2 separate regions of the Homo sapiens genome follow, and region 1 is linked to region 2. Evidence: read pairs that join two places in POLR2A ChIA-PET (ENCODE). Cell type or tissue: MCF 10A. All regions are shown on one strand. Links, peaks and the distances in the headings refer to the core of each region. The heading gives the core; the rest is flanking DNA.

Region 1 (7,560 bases), core at 2,228-4,727, 90 kb after region 2:
CATTTTGGCTTGCTTGGTGAATCAGTGATTCACAGGCTGCAGTTTTATAGAGCGCTTGGGGTTTTGCCTTGCCCTGGAACAGAAACACTCCTTGTTGAACCAGGAGATCAAGCTGACCCACCAGCTCCCACCTCACAGGGCTGGGCTTCCCCAGTATCTGTCTGCTGGTCATAACTCAATCTGCTGGCTGTGGAGAAAGGCAACTTCCTCTTGTCTCTTCCCATGTTGTTTCAGCCTGCCCCACTACTGGCTCAGTTTAGCTCACCCAAAGTCCATTTTCAGTTTCATGGCTCATCATAGACTTGCAAATACTATGCGTTAGCTTCGTATTACAGAAGAGAAAATGGTAATGTGATTTACGCAGGATCACACATGAGCTACATCCTGTTTTCAAAATGCCCTTTCTTTGCCTGGACAGACCCTTTGAGATTCGCTTCTGGTGTAACATTCGCCATAAACCTTCCCCAGGTCCCCGTCAAATTCATCCGTCCATCTGTCCATCTACTTATTCAACAGATACTTATTGAGCACCTACAATGAGTTGTGCACTTCTCTGGGTCTGTTTCTGGGGATTCAGCAGTAAACCAAACACACAAACTCCCTAACCCATGGAGCTTATATTTTGTTGGGGAAAGATGGACCATAAACATATAAACAAGTAAAATGTATATCATGTTAGATGGTGGTAAGTTCCATGAAGGAAAATGAAGCAGAGATGGGTATACAGAAGGATGGGTGGATGACAGCAAGTTTGGGGAAAGAGTTGCTATTTTAAATAGGGTTGTCAGAGAAGGTGAGGATTGAGTGAAGGCCTGAAGGACGTAAAATAATCATTGTGGATAATTGGGGGAAACTGTTCCAGTCTGAGCCTCAGCGAGGGCCAAACCAGAGTGGAGTGTGTCTGGCCAGATGAAGAAACTGCAGGGAGGCCAGGGCCAGAGCTGAGTGGACAAGTGACCGGTTGCAGGCCATGGGGTCATGGAGACATCACAGGCCAGCCTGTGATTTCAAGGCCCTCCTGGCACTCCCTCTGACCCAGGATGTTTTTGCTGTCTGCAGTTCACTGGCCTGTTCTCATGCTGGCCTGTGCACCATGCAGGACAGGCCCAGGCTTGTCTTCAATCTTCACATCCCCAGCACATAGCAAAGGGTCTGGGATAGAAAGAGAGCCCAGCTTTTATGAAGACTTCTGCTCCTATTTATTTTTTTAAGTCCAAGAGTCCTAGTTAAATATTATTTGTGATTTTTTTAAATAAACATTGGAACTTTGAAGAAATGCTGGCTGTAAATCCCCATTAACCAGCTGGACAAGCATCACATGGGCAGGATTGCTAAGGAAAGGATAAGGTGCCAGGAGAAAGCTGGAAGTGAAAGCTGTGGAGAGGAGAGTGTTAATTGGAGTCCAGAGGAAGAGGGCTTCTTCAGAATCCCCGGGGATTAACTGCTCATCCGATCCCTGCTGGGGACTGGTGTTTATAAAAACTGACCGAAGGCTGGAACAGGGAAGCTCTCGAGAAACCCTCAAAGTGTGTCAGGATTTCAGCCAAGACTTTCCACTCTCCACTTTGCTGACGCAGAGGGTGGCAGGGGGTAGCAGGGGGAGTCTGTGGGACCCGGAAGACTTCATCTCTGGAGACCTTTCCAGAAGGAAAAGAACCTCCCCTGGCAGGGCCTTTCCCTTTACAGAGCAAAATGCTCATCTCAGAGGAGCTTGAATTTCTTCAAATGCAGGGAAAAATCCTAGCAAATATAATAGGGTATACGGCAAGGGGAGAGAGGATGGCTAAGAAAAGCATTTGGCCCCAGTGAGGCTCAGGGACCTCTGGAGGCTGCCAGCTCCCACCTCGTATCCTCTGCCCATCTGAATCCTGCTCCTCAGGACAAAAAGTGGCTTATAGCAACTTGTAGCAACTTAGAGCAGGTGGGACAAGTAGCTCATAGGGTTAGAGTGTGAGGGGGGTAGGTAAGAGCTCACTGAAGACGGAAGCTAGAGGACATCCTGAAGCTGTGGGAAGATGTTAGGGAATTTTCACAAAGGAATGATAGAAATGGATTTCCAACCAGAAGTATGTGTGGGTGTCAAAGGATGGACCCCATAGTTACAAAGTTGTGGAGTGTTCATTAACGAGAGCTGGGGAGGGAAGATTGCTTTCAGCTGCTGGATCAGGTAGTAGGTTTGCTTAAAAATATTAAAAAGGGAAAAAGCAAAGACTTGCCTTTTCCTTATTCAAAAACTGTTTTTTGAGAACTGACTGTGCTTAGGTGCTGGGGTTGTTCTGACAGATAAACCCCTTCCTCATGGAACCCATTCCAAGCAGCCTCCTTGAAGAACCTTATCTGAAGGTACTTGACATAAGATGACTGGAATTTCCTGCATTCAACTGCATATTACAAGTTTTTAAAATGGGGAAATTAAAAAAAAAATTCACGGCACCTGATATTAAAATAATAAAAAGTTAATTCTTGGTCTGCCAATGACCTGCTCAAAGTGAGTGGACAGCCTCCCTGGGTCTTCATCTCCTCATCCTCCAGTGGAGCTAATCTTCCTTCCTGCCTCCTTTTCAGGAATATTTTGAAGACAACAAGCTTTGAAAACAAGTTGAAAGCTCTGTATAAATTGCAGGGCGTGACTCACATGCCTGTGCGGGACCCATGTTCACAAGGTGCTACCTGGTGAGAGGTTTTGGATGAAGGATAGAGTCTGTTCACAGATCAATTTTTATCAACTTTACTTCTCCAGGTTTGTCTGCAACTGTTTAGGGATTTTTTCCAGCTGTCAGAAATACTTTTCCTGATTTTATATTAGTATTTGGCTTCTGCACTGCAGTGCGGTGCTTTACAAACATGCACACGTATATGTTTACCTAATTTTTCTAGGATGATAATTTAATGTAGTTGATATGACAGTATAAGAAGGCAAAGGCCAGGATTGTTGCTCCAGGTACGAGGAGGCTTGAAAACAGCATCTGTGGGTATACAGGAGTGGGAGGTGTTAGAAGTCAGCCTAGCTTGGGTCAGGGTAGGAAACCAAAGGTGTGAATTGTCATGAAAAGCCACATGCAAGGTGCCAACCCTCCCAGACCCCCCAGAAATAGCTGTTGAAAATTGGGCTTTCTGGTAAAAAGATCAGCTGCTGCAGAACGCCTTCCATACATGTCAGCAAGTGGGGCCGGATAGCATAGAGCGAGCCTGAAATGCGTCTAAATAAATGATTATGGTGACTCACTCGCCCCCGTTGAATGGAATGTTTTTTTAAAGTGAAAGTAAGAGAGAAAGAAGATAATAAAGCAAAGAAAAAGAACAATAAGGTTTGAATTTAAAACAACAGGAGCAAAAAATTGAATTAGTCACTCATGTCAAAGCCTGTGAGCCTCTGTCCTGAATTGCTACCTTCCTCCTTGACTTGCCTTAAGGTCACGGTCTTTCTGTTTGAATTTCCTGGTGAAATAACACACCCTCTGATTGTTGCCATTCCCGGTGCCGGTTGCAGGCATGTAATGGGCATTCTGAGATACTTGTCACAGAGCCACTACAGAGCTTGTCTGTTGAGCTCAGAAGGCCTTTCCATGGCCAGAGAGGAGCATCCAGTCTCTCTGAGATGTTTAGGGTTGCTTTGTGGAGCCTCTGAGTGTGAGAGCTGGGGCTGCCAGCCCATGAAGCTTAACGGAGAAGGTTCTGCATTTGTTCTATTGTAGGCCTCTTGGTCTGTTGTTGCATCATCCCTGATATCAGGAACTGGCCCAGAGACCAATGAAACCTTTATGATTTGCTAGTGTTTTAATCGATCTGCAGTTTGCAGAGATTTTTATATTGAAGTGAGTCAGTCTTGTTTTATACTATATACTCATTCAGCTGAGTATATAGCTTTGCTCCTCTTTTTGGTTGATTTCTGGGCCATTGCTTAACCACTCTTACGTCTTAGGGATGTCATCCATAAAATTGACATAATTTCGTCTCAGCAGACCCCAACATAATACCTGTGAATATAAAATTATTTAATCTGGAAAAATGTGGAGTATGTCACTTTTGCTGCAGTCAGAAATAACCCCCAAATCTCAGTGGCTGATGGCGACGACTGTCTTGCTGTGCCACGTGTCAGGGGCTGCAGGTTGGCTTCTGTGGCACTGGTGTACATTTCTTCTCATTCTGGAACCTGGGCTGAGGGGGTGTGTGCTTCTTGGAATGTGTCATGCTCATGACAGAAGCGATCGAGCAAGGTGGCAGAAACTTGAGACTCTTGTTGAAACTTCTACTGGGATGTGGCTTTCTTTATTCTATTTTCACTCCATTTGGTAAACAAGGCAAATGTCCAAGTCCTATACCAATTGTAACCTCCTCCCAGGGAGGGGAAGTGGTACATCCAAGTCATCTGGCAACCAGCAGGATGGTACTGTACAACCGTGCTCTGTACTGTATAACTGTCCCCTGTACTGTATAACCATGCCCTGTACTGTACAACCGTGCCCTGTGCTGTATAGCCATCCCCTGTACTGTACAACTGTGTCCTGTACTGTACAACTGTGTCCTGTACTGTAACTGTTCCCTGTGCTGTACAATCATGCCCTGTACTGTACAACTGTCTCCTGTACTGTACAACCATGCCCTGTACTGTACAACCATCCACTGTACTGTATAAACATGCCCTGTATTACACAACTAACTGTCCTCTGTACTGTACAGCCATGCCCTGTGTACTGTACAGCCATGCCCTGTACTGTACAACTGTCCCCCATACTGTATAACCATGCCCTGTACTGTACAACTGTCCCCCATACTGTATAACCATGCCCTGTACTATACAACCATCCCCTGTACTGTACAACTGTCCCCTGTAGTGTACAACCGTCCCCTGTACTGTGCAACCATCCCCTGTGCTGTACATCCTTCCTCTGTACTGTAATCGTCCCTGGGAGAGAGACCATCCCTCTCCCAAGATATCAAAATCTGCAGAAGATCAAGTCCCTTATATAAAATGACATAGTATTTGCATATAACCTATGTATCTCCTCCTATATACTTTCAATAATCTCTAGATTACAATACCTAATACAATGTAAATGCTAAGTGAATAGTTGTTATACTATGTTGTTTTTTAAATTTTCATTATGCTTTATTGTTGTTATTTTTTTATTTTTTTTTCTGAGTATTTTCCAACCTGGTCGGTTGAATTCCAAGGATGTGGAACTGTGAATATGAAAGGCTGACTATAAAATCTTTTACAATTGAGGAAATAATGCAGTGTAACAAGTACATTGTAAGCTTATTAAACACGGTGTGAACATTATGTTCTTAGTAAAATAATATTTGACTGGATACTAAGAATGGAGCTTATGTCTGGTATCAATATTTATTGGGAAATATCACACTAGAATGTAGTGGTCTATGATGGAGGAAATTTTGTGTCACCCACCCCTACATTTTAAAAGCAAGGCCTAGACCCTCTTCTTGATATATAGTAGATATTCAGTACATACTAGTTGTTCTGAGTAAATTCATGAGATCACAGCTGCTCCAATAATCTGGGAACCCAAGACAGTAAAATATAAGCCAAGTCTCTGAAGTCTATTTAAGATTAGAAAACAGCAAAGCCAAATTTTCAGCTGCATGCTAGAGAGATAAACAGGTTTATCAATTTATTTCTTAAATTCAAGTGTAATCACATCCACAAAGCCTTTTGCTGAAATTCCCCTTTTGATGAAACTCGTGTCATCACATCAAATAACTCTAGTGGCACAGACTTAACTCAAGGTCCCCAGCATTGTTGATGGGCAGTGGCCTTGACAGGGACAGTATTGACATAGTGCTTTTGACCATTGTTGTGTCTTTCTTTGGGGCTGTCCCAAATGCTTACTATTCATTACATTCTTTTTTTTTTTTTTTGCTGTTGTCATTGTTGTTCCTACCCTGTCTTCCTGGGAGCAATGGTAGCCTCTTAAATTTACAAACAACCGAACCAAGGCAACAAGATGTGAGGGCAGGGCCAGGCTATGCAGTGGGTGTGGCAGAGACTCCACCCCCCTGGCTGAGTTTCTCTGAGATAGATAAAACCACCTGGGACACTTCTCCACTCACTAGCTGTGTGACTTTAGGCAAATTACTTAACCTTTCTGTGTCTCATTAGTCAGATTAATGGAATGAAGATAGTAATAGTAGCATTTTCTCTTAGGGGTGCTGTGAGGATTTAATGAGGTGATACATGTAAAGTGTTTACAGCCCGGGAGGTCAGGGGGATGAGATGAGCATCCTGGTTGGACAGGGCCGTGGGCCTCAAACTACTGTAGTGGTGGCTCCAACAGGAGCCTCTCAGAGTATTGCTCATTGGAAGCACAAAGGCCATTCACAGGGACACTGTCATTCACCTTGATATGAGTGGGTCAGGGAAGGCAGTCTGATTAGCAGACACCTGGAAGAAGTGTTTGAACTGCGGGGTTGTGGGGGCTGTGTGAGCCATGCCAGAATCTGAAGGAAAAATGTGGACTGTACAAGGCAGAGGAGAAAGAAAGTGGGGAGAGCCCAAGATGAGAGTGTGCTTTGCTAATTCAAAGAAAAGCAAGAGGTCAGTATGTATGGCTAGGAGTAAATGAAGACAGCAGTGATATGGTTCAGAGGGAGACTGGACCTGCAGGGCCTTGTAGTATGGGTTTTGATCAAGGAGAAAGGAAACTGGCACTTGCTGAGGACACATCGTGTGCTAAGCTCTGGGCTGGGTCTAATCTTTTTAATAATTCTGCAAGAGCAGCTGGTACAGATGAGAAAGAGGAGCTTACATTCTTGCGTATAATCAATCAGGTGGCTCACACATGGCAAAACCAGAATTTAGACAAGGTCTTTTGGATTTCAGAGCATACTCCAGACCTGCTTCAAATTTAGACATTTGTTAATTATCTAGTATTTGAATATACTTGTTTATTTCTTTGCTTCAAGTCAACTGAGATGATACAGGAAAGCTAAATTTCAACTCGCTAATTTGCATGAACACAATTAATGACTGTAAAAAATCTTTTTGGAAGGAAGATTGTACCAGATATGGTTTCATTGCTTGAGCAAATTAACACATCCCCTGTTACCTGGTATGCATTAATCTGGGTTCTTCAGATAAATAGAACCAATAGGAGATAGATACGGATACGGATATGGCTACAGATAGAAAGAGATTTATTTAAGTAATTAACCAACATGGTTATAGGGGCTCAGATGTCCCAAGATCTGCATCTGGCAAGCTGGAGACCCAGGAGAGCTGATCATATAGTTCCAGCCTAAGTCAGAAGGGCTGAGAACCAGGAGAGCTGATGGTATAAGTCTGGTTCAAGTCTGAATCCAAATGCAGGAGAGGACTCATCTTCTAGCTTAAAGACACAGAAGCAAAGAGAGAAAATCCCCCCCCTTTAATTCACCTTTTGTTCTATTCAGGCCTTCAAGGGATCTGTTGAGGCCCATCCATATTAAAGAGTGCCACCCACTTTACTCTTTCTACTGATTTAAATGTTAATTTCTTCCACAGATACCGTCACAGCAACAAACAGAATAATGTTTAACCAAATATCTGGGTACCCCATGCTC
Region 2 (7,560 bases), core at 2,899-5,398:
AATTCTGTTTGTTTGCATATCTCATCCCTGTTTTATTGGTTTATTTGCATTTGTTAGGTAAGTGAGTAGATGAATGAATGGAGATTGTGTATCAGGTGTCATTGTGATGGATGGAGTAGGCTCTGTGGCTCCTTCTAGCTCTGGACATTGTGGAAAGGAGTGAAGAAACTCCAGGGAAAGCATTATCAGAATCAGCGAGCAAGTGGGTAAGGACTTTGTTTTAGGTTCAGTTTGGTTTGAGTTGGTGACTTGGTGGCTGTAGGCTTGTCCATCTGTCCTAAACTACCACACCACAGGCAGCCCCCTACTTCACCTGCCACCATGACCTGCCTGGGCATTGACTTCCAGTCCTGAGATCCAGGGGAAATGGCATAAATTTCTATGTATCTGAACCCAAAGTACCAGAGCAACCAGGATCCAATAGCCTCAATGCAGATAAATGAGTGATGACTGTAAATGGCTTTCACTCAAGAATGGATGACAAGGAGTGAGTTGTGGAGGATATAGAGAAGCAGCAAAACCTCAAGTCTCTTAAAAGACCCTAGAAATGTTATTTTGCAGAGATCCTTGGAGAGACTCCACCTCTCTTCAGGCCAAAGATACAGGCAGCTAGAGTCCCAAAATAGTCATAGCCATATATTAGTTTGCTAGGGCTGCCATGACAAAGTACTGCAGACTGGGTGACTTAACAGAAATTTTATTACAATTCTGAAGGCTACAAGTCCAAGACCAAGGTGTCAGCAGGATTGATTTCTCCTGAGGTCTTTCTTCTTGGCTTATAGATGGTCATCTTTTGGTATCTTCACAGTTTTGGTCCTCCTGGACTTCACAGTATCTTCCAGTCCAGTCTTGTCTCTGAGCAGGTTTTGTGAAGTCCATTGAGGCACTGAGGACCAAAGCTACATAGTCTTCCCTCTGTGTGTGTCAGTGTCCTAACCCCCTTGTTTTGTTTGTTTGTTTGTTTTGTTTTATTGAGACAGAGTCTCACTCTGTCTCCAGGCTGGAATGCAGTGGCGCAATCTTGGCTCACTGCAATCTCTGCCTCCTGGGTTCAAGCGATTCTCCTGCCTCAGTCTCTTGAGTAGCTGGGACTACAGGCATGTGTCACCACACCCAGTTATTATTTTTTTTTTCATTTTTAGTAGAGATGTGGGTTCATCATGTTGGCTAGGATGGTCTTGATCTCCTGACCTTGTGATCTGCCTGCCTCAGCCTCCTAAAGTGCTGGGATTACAGGTGTGAGCCACCGTGCCCAGCCCCTAATTCTCTTTTCTTATAAGGATACAAATCATACTGAATTAAGACTCACCCACATGGCCTCATTTTACCTTAATTGTCTATTTAAATACTGTATCTCCAAACACAGTCATACTCTGAGGCACTGGGGGTTAGAACTTTAATATCTAAATTTTGACAGGACACAATTCATTCCCTAACACCCTGTAACCAGTTTATTGAATGGGCTGGCACCTGTACGGTACAAACAGAAAGCCACTTCATCCTTTCTCATCATTTCTCTTTAAGACTAGGAGACGCAGCTTTCAGCATCTGTGCATTTCTCCTCCTATCACCACCCTGCATAAAGTCTCAGGCTAGCTTCAACTTTTCCAGTGTTCTTCAATAAATAAACCAAATAAAAGCTTATTTAAGTCTAAAACAAAAGCTCATGGACTCTTTGTGGAATTTACAGCTTTTCCCCTCCTCTCTATGTTCTTTCTCCTCCCAGCCTCTCCCTCAGCCCCTGCCCCATCCACCCACCCTACAGGCTGCAGTATCAGCCATGATCTCTATTCTGAGTCAGGTGCAAGTTCGTATGGTTCCCTCAAATTCCAGAGGGTCATGGATCAAGCTCCTAGTGGGTTTCTTGATAATTCCTTCCTTGGTTTTAGGTAAGTGGTGGGAAAATGGCCCCTTTCTCTCTCCCATGAGCTGGGAGTGATATTCAGCCAAATATCTCTGCAAAGAAATTGCCCCTGGCCACTTCCCTATTACTTTTAGGCTAAGAACTGAAAAACTGAATTTGCAATTTCTTCATATGCCATGCATGGTTGCTTGCCACCTAGTTTTTTGGTGTCATTCTTCGGAACCTCAGCAAAAACTAATACAGAAAATCTCAGTTTAGCATCCTTTAAGATTTTCTTTTTGCATAATTTCAAAGCCAACTATCTGTTGGCTCCCTTTCAGAGAATCTTATAAGCCAAGTCTCTGGAAGCAGGGCCTGGCCTGTGGCTCCCAGGAGGAGACTGGTTGAGGCAGGGTCTGTGTCCCAATGTCATTCCTCCTGCACAGGCTATGGTCTTCCCAATATGCCACAATTACATTGTACCTAAATTGACAGGGTTTCAGACTCTTGCTTTCCCAAGTTGAATAATGCGTTAAACATATATTAATGCAATACATTTATGGTTAAAAAATGCCTCCAGCTCTGTATGTTGAAAGCTTTTGTCTCCATTTCCCTAGGGATAAATCATTATTGAAATCAAAAAGAAGAGCTTGGCTCAGCAGCAAAAAAGAAAAATAAAAAAACATGCCTTGTGGTTTGTCCCCAACATTGCAATCTATTCCTAGGTTAAGGATTTTGTAACTTCTTTCTGTCTCTCTTAGGTTTCTTTCCTCTCCTTCCCTCATTCCCCACTTACCTCCCCCCAACACAAGGATGTTTAAGTTCTGCACATAGTGCTCCCATCTGCTCACGTCTTCTCCTATCGCCATGGTTACTGGCCCAGAGTGGTCTCTGTGGAGACAGAGGCAGAACAGTAACCAGGGACAACTACATAGCAAGAGGCTGTGAAAGTGAGGATTTTTTAACCCCCAGTTAAACTGGCATGCCTATACTCATGCGATTTCTTTTTTTTTTTAAGTGGCATGTCAGATTTTAAAATTCTTTTTCAGAAAAAAAGATAAAATATGAGGTGTTTGGTTATGACTATTTTTTTAAAAAAATCAAATTTAGGGTGTGTTCCATATGAAGTACTGGGGTTAACGGTGTGGAAGGTAGGAAGGTGGTGGCCAGATCTCAGCCCATACCCCACGAAAGGGGGCAGACCCATGACAGTCCAGGGTTACTGAAATTAATACAGGAGTTACTGAATTTCATACAAAGGACAATGGAATAAGCCTTCGAAGCTTACATTTCCTGATCCCCAACCATTGGGTTGTGCCATCACAAATCGCCTCAATGACATCCCAGGTCCTGTGGCTGCAACAGACTGAATGTTTGTGTTCCCCACAAACATTTAGTTAATCCCAATCGCCTCCCAAAGGCCCCACCTCCTAACAGCGTGGCATCGGGATTGATGTGATCTTGTTAGCAGGGGGGGCCTTTGGGAGGTGATTAGGTGATGAGAGTGGTGCTCTCGTGAGTGGGGTTAGTGCCTTTATAAGAATAGGCCAGACAGCAAAGTCACTCTCTTTTCACCATGTGAGAATGTGGTGAGAAGTCAGCTCTCTGCAACCAGAAGAGGGTCCTCACCAGAACCCAACCATGCTGGCACCTGGATCTCAGACTTCCAGCCTCCAGAACTGTGAGAAATAAATTTGCTGTTTATAAGCTCCCTGGTCTATAATACTTTGTGATAGCAACCCATGCTTATGGTGACGGTGCCCAGTAGTCTTCATTTTATTTTTCTCCAACCAGATGGGATTTTATTTGCTTTGCTCTGGGCTCATGTGCCACAGGAAGGTGTAGATGCCTGATATGATCAGCGGGGAACTCCTGTTTAGTAGAATCGAGTATGGGGTTTAATATCATCAGGGAGTCTCCTCTAGGCTAGGCTTTGCTTCTGACTACTTGGGGACTGACACAGGTCATTTCTTGTTCTATGAAATGGGGTGGCACAGCAGTATGTTGGATTACAACAGAGTATCTCAACCTTGGCTGCACTTCAGAACCACCTGGGAGTGTGTCCAAAATACCAATGTCCTGGCACACCCCCTGTACCATTAAATCAGACACCCTGAGAGTGCAGCTTAGCAGTATTTTTAAAACTTTCCCAGGTAAGTTTAATGGGTAGTCAGGTAAAAGTCAATGACCTGGACATGCTCCAAGGTCCCTTCCAGCTCTGCAAGCAAATGAGAACATGCCCAGCGTGGACTGCACACAGGTATGGCCAGTTGGCAGGAGGCACCACTGCAAGGATTCCTCCTGGCTGTGTCACCAGCTGGGCACCTCCAGCGTGGGCACAACCAAGGTTGAATGAAGCCCAGACTGGCACCGAGAGGCCTGGGCACTGACCTGATTGGTCATAAACCAGCTGTGTAACCTTAAGCAAATCTCTTTCAACTGAATGGCACAGTTTCTTCATCTATAAAATGAGGAAGGCAATATTTTGAAAGGGTTAAAATGCAGACTCTGGAGCCTGTGTAAATTCAGACACTGACTATGTACTAAACTGCTGTGTGACCTTGAGCAAGTTACTTAACCTCTCTGGGCTTCAGTTTCTTCCTGCATAAAATGGAAAGAATAATAGTACACAGTTCAAAGTATTGAAGGATTCACTGAACTGATTTACGTAAAATGCTTATCAGTGCCTGTCTTTAATAAATACTCAATAGATGTTGGAATTTACAAATCAACATTACAACATTACAAAGTAGAGGGGTTGGACTAAACATTCTCTGGGGAACTTTCTCTGTCTCTGATGCTAGGTCCTGGGAGACAAATGGTGGCTTTGGCAGATAGAAGTGGGAAGGGCTTTGCAAACAGAGAGAAGGGAGGCAAAAGAAATCTGAGCATGCATGGGAACAGTAACTGGAGTGCACAGACTATTGGGAAAGGGGACTAGAGCCAAGGGAGAAACGGGACCATTAGACTAAAAAGTGGGGAAAGGTTATGGAAGCCCTGAGATATCAGGGTGTGGAAGTGGGGCTTTCCATGTACACTAGTGATTCCAAACATTCTTCAGTAGTGGATTTCAGCTTCAGACAAAGTTTTATAAGGAATCTGATTGTATACAACAAATAAAAGTAGAAATTTTTGAGTTGCAGCCCAGATGGGAGTCTGGAATCCCTGGTCTTGTTGTCCTTCTCTTACCATGGCTGGCCCTTCAGTAGTCCCTCTAGTGCTCCAAGATTTCATGGAGCAAAGTTAATATTCTCTACTGTAAATAACTAGAAATTATTGGGACACAGGAGCTGATAGAGTTTGAATATTTGTTCCCTCTGAATCTCACGTTGAAATGTGACCCCAGTGTTGGAGGTGGGATCTGGTGGGAGATGTTTGGGTCAGGGGAGTGGATCCCTCGTGAATGACTTAGTGTCCTCCCCAAGTAATGAGTAAGTCTTCACTTCATTAGTTTGTGCAAGATCCGGTTGTTAAAGAGTCTGGCACCTCCCTCCCCTCTTCTCTTGATTCCTTTCCCACTGTGTGACGTACCAGCTTCCCTTGCCTTCTGCCATGAGTAAAGGTATCCTGAGGCCTCACCACAAGCAGATGCTGCTGCTATGCTTCTTGTACAGCCTACAGAACCATGAGACAAACAAACCCCTTTGCTTTGTAAATTGCCCCATCTCAGGTATTCCTTTACAGTGATGCAAAGTGGACTAATACAGGAACCAACTTTTAAAGAATTTTTCATACTCTGTGCTATGGACAATCTGTAGGCTAGATGATAAGGGTGAGGAGGGTGGGAACAAAAACACAATTATTGGGATATCTATAAAGTCAGAGACAGAATCTTGAGCTGCAGAGTTCATGAACCTGAGTGACTAATACATTTTCTGGCTTGTTTTCATAATGTGCCCCATCCGCCAGAACAGTTAAGGTGCTTACCTGAGTTTACCTATGACTGAAAGCAAAGGTGTATTATTTATTATTTAAATACTGCTGTAAGAGTGCCAGGTAATACACAATCACAAAAATCTCACTGGCTTATTAAAACAAATGTTTATGTCACATTTACAGGTGGACAGGCCAACAGTGATACTATTGGCACCTGCTGGGTTGGCTGAGCTTGACTTTAGAAAATGGGCTGGATTTAGTTCCACCCCGTATATCTACTCATTCTGGACCAGCAACTACCTGGGATGCTTTATTCTTGTGGTAAAGTGAAGAGTAAAAGACCAGCAGAGCTTTGCCATGACTCTCCAAGTTTCAGATCAAAGCAGTAACTGTCACTCTCACCCACATTGCATTAACCCATGCACATCATATGGCCAAAGCCAAAGTCAATGAAACAGACAACATTCTACCCACAGGGAGGACTTGGCAATAGAAGTAGAGAAAGAAATATGGGTCAACAAATAATACTACCTACTACAGGTGGGGGTGATGGGGAAGCCGAGTAGTCACCAAGCCAGAAGCTTATCTACTCCTCATTCTTTCATACCCAGCTCATATTCTATCTCCCCCAACAAGCATTCCCAGTCCAGCTCTCATTCTCTGACCTACTCCAGGTGGACTTTGACCCCTCTGTGAGCTCTCTCCTGTGTGAGATCATCAGGTGGTCATGAACACTGGCTTTCCCTTGGTGCCCAACACAAGTGGGCACATAGTGGTTGCTCAGTCAAGATAAACTGCTTGATGTATAGATGGAGGAAGGATCCAGGAAACTTCCCTGGAAGAGTGAGGTGGGATGATAAATTCAGGGGGCATTCCACTCTCTCTTTTCATACCACCAGCACTGCCTTTGAACATGGCAATGTGAAGGAAAGAACAAAGGCTTTGGAGTCAGAGAGACTCAGGCTGAAATTACAGCTGTACATTCACCAGTCCTGTGACCTTAGATGAGTTGCTTTGCTGTACAGTGCCTCCGATTTTTTATCTGTAAAATGAGGATAATAGCAATTACTTTGCAGGATGATTACTATTTTCAAACATACTCCTTGCAGTCCTGCCTCAAGACCTTGGCAGTTGCTGTCACCCCTGCTGAACACAAGGTTCCTCCATTTATCTGTGTAGCTCACTGTCTTATCTCAGTAGCGTCTTGGCCAAAATGTCATCGGATCAGTGAGGCCTCTCTTTATCATTTTATATAAAATAGCATACACTCCATTATCTCACTCTATCTTCTTGCCCTGTTTACTTTCTTTGTCGTATTTATCAACACTCAACAGTTATCTGTTTGTTGTTTACGTGCTTCATTATTGTCTGTGTACCTTCCAAAACATAAAGTAGACTCTGTGGGAAACTAGGGCTTTGTGTTTTAAGTATTTTAACAATCTCTGGATCTCATTGCCCACAATGGTGACTGGAAGCTGTTTAGTGAGTATTTCTTGAATGGATGAACTGTGAGTATTGAATAAGATTGCGTCCGTAGAGTCCCCGCACGGTGCCTGGCTTACTCAGTAAATAGTAGCAGTTATTCTGAGTGGCCTCTTCTAGCCTGTTCCATTGATCCCAGCCTGTATATTTCTGCTCAGGGGCCAGAGGACATAGCTAACCAGAGAAGAGCACTGAGCCTCTGGGCACCTGCCTGTGTGCAGACTCAGGCACATAATTAAGAATTTTCAAGGCTTTTCACTCTTCTTCCATCCTTAGCAAACAGAAGGGCCTTGATCTTGAGAGGCCTAGAGTGTATTCCATCATCTCTACTTCCTCTGAGGGCCCTGGACATACATCAC

Evidence for each region. Peaks named below come from ENCODE experiments on the same cell type or tissue, not always from the same donor. Only the 100,000 strongest peaks of a DNase experiment are listed, where the experiment ranks them.
Region 1: POLR2A ChIA-PET joins it to region 2 with 14 read pairs; 2 of 35 experiments call an interaction of 5 or more read pairs at or near these places.

Annotation. Positions count from the first base shown.
Region 1 is chr2:16,646,648-16,654,207 of GRCh38, reverse strand. The region is part of intron 1 of CYRIA (CYFIP related Rac1 interactor A); the gene reads left to right. Among named protein-coding and RNA genes, the nearest start is that of CYRIA, 15 kb to the left of the region's middle. RefSeq lists enhancers at 4,103-4,252, 4,293-4,342. In MCF 10A, for the core only: no CTCF peak of the experiment used is centred there; a DNase peak (open chromatin) is centred at 3,227.
Region 2 is chr2:16,736,836-16,744,395 of GRCh38, reverse strand. No RefSeq gene overlaps it. Among named protein-coding and RNA genes, the nearest start is that of CYRIA, 75 kb to the right of the region's middle. In MCF 10A, for the core only: no CTCF peak of the experiment used is centred there; DNase peaks (open chromatin) are centred at 4,035 and 5,365.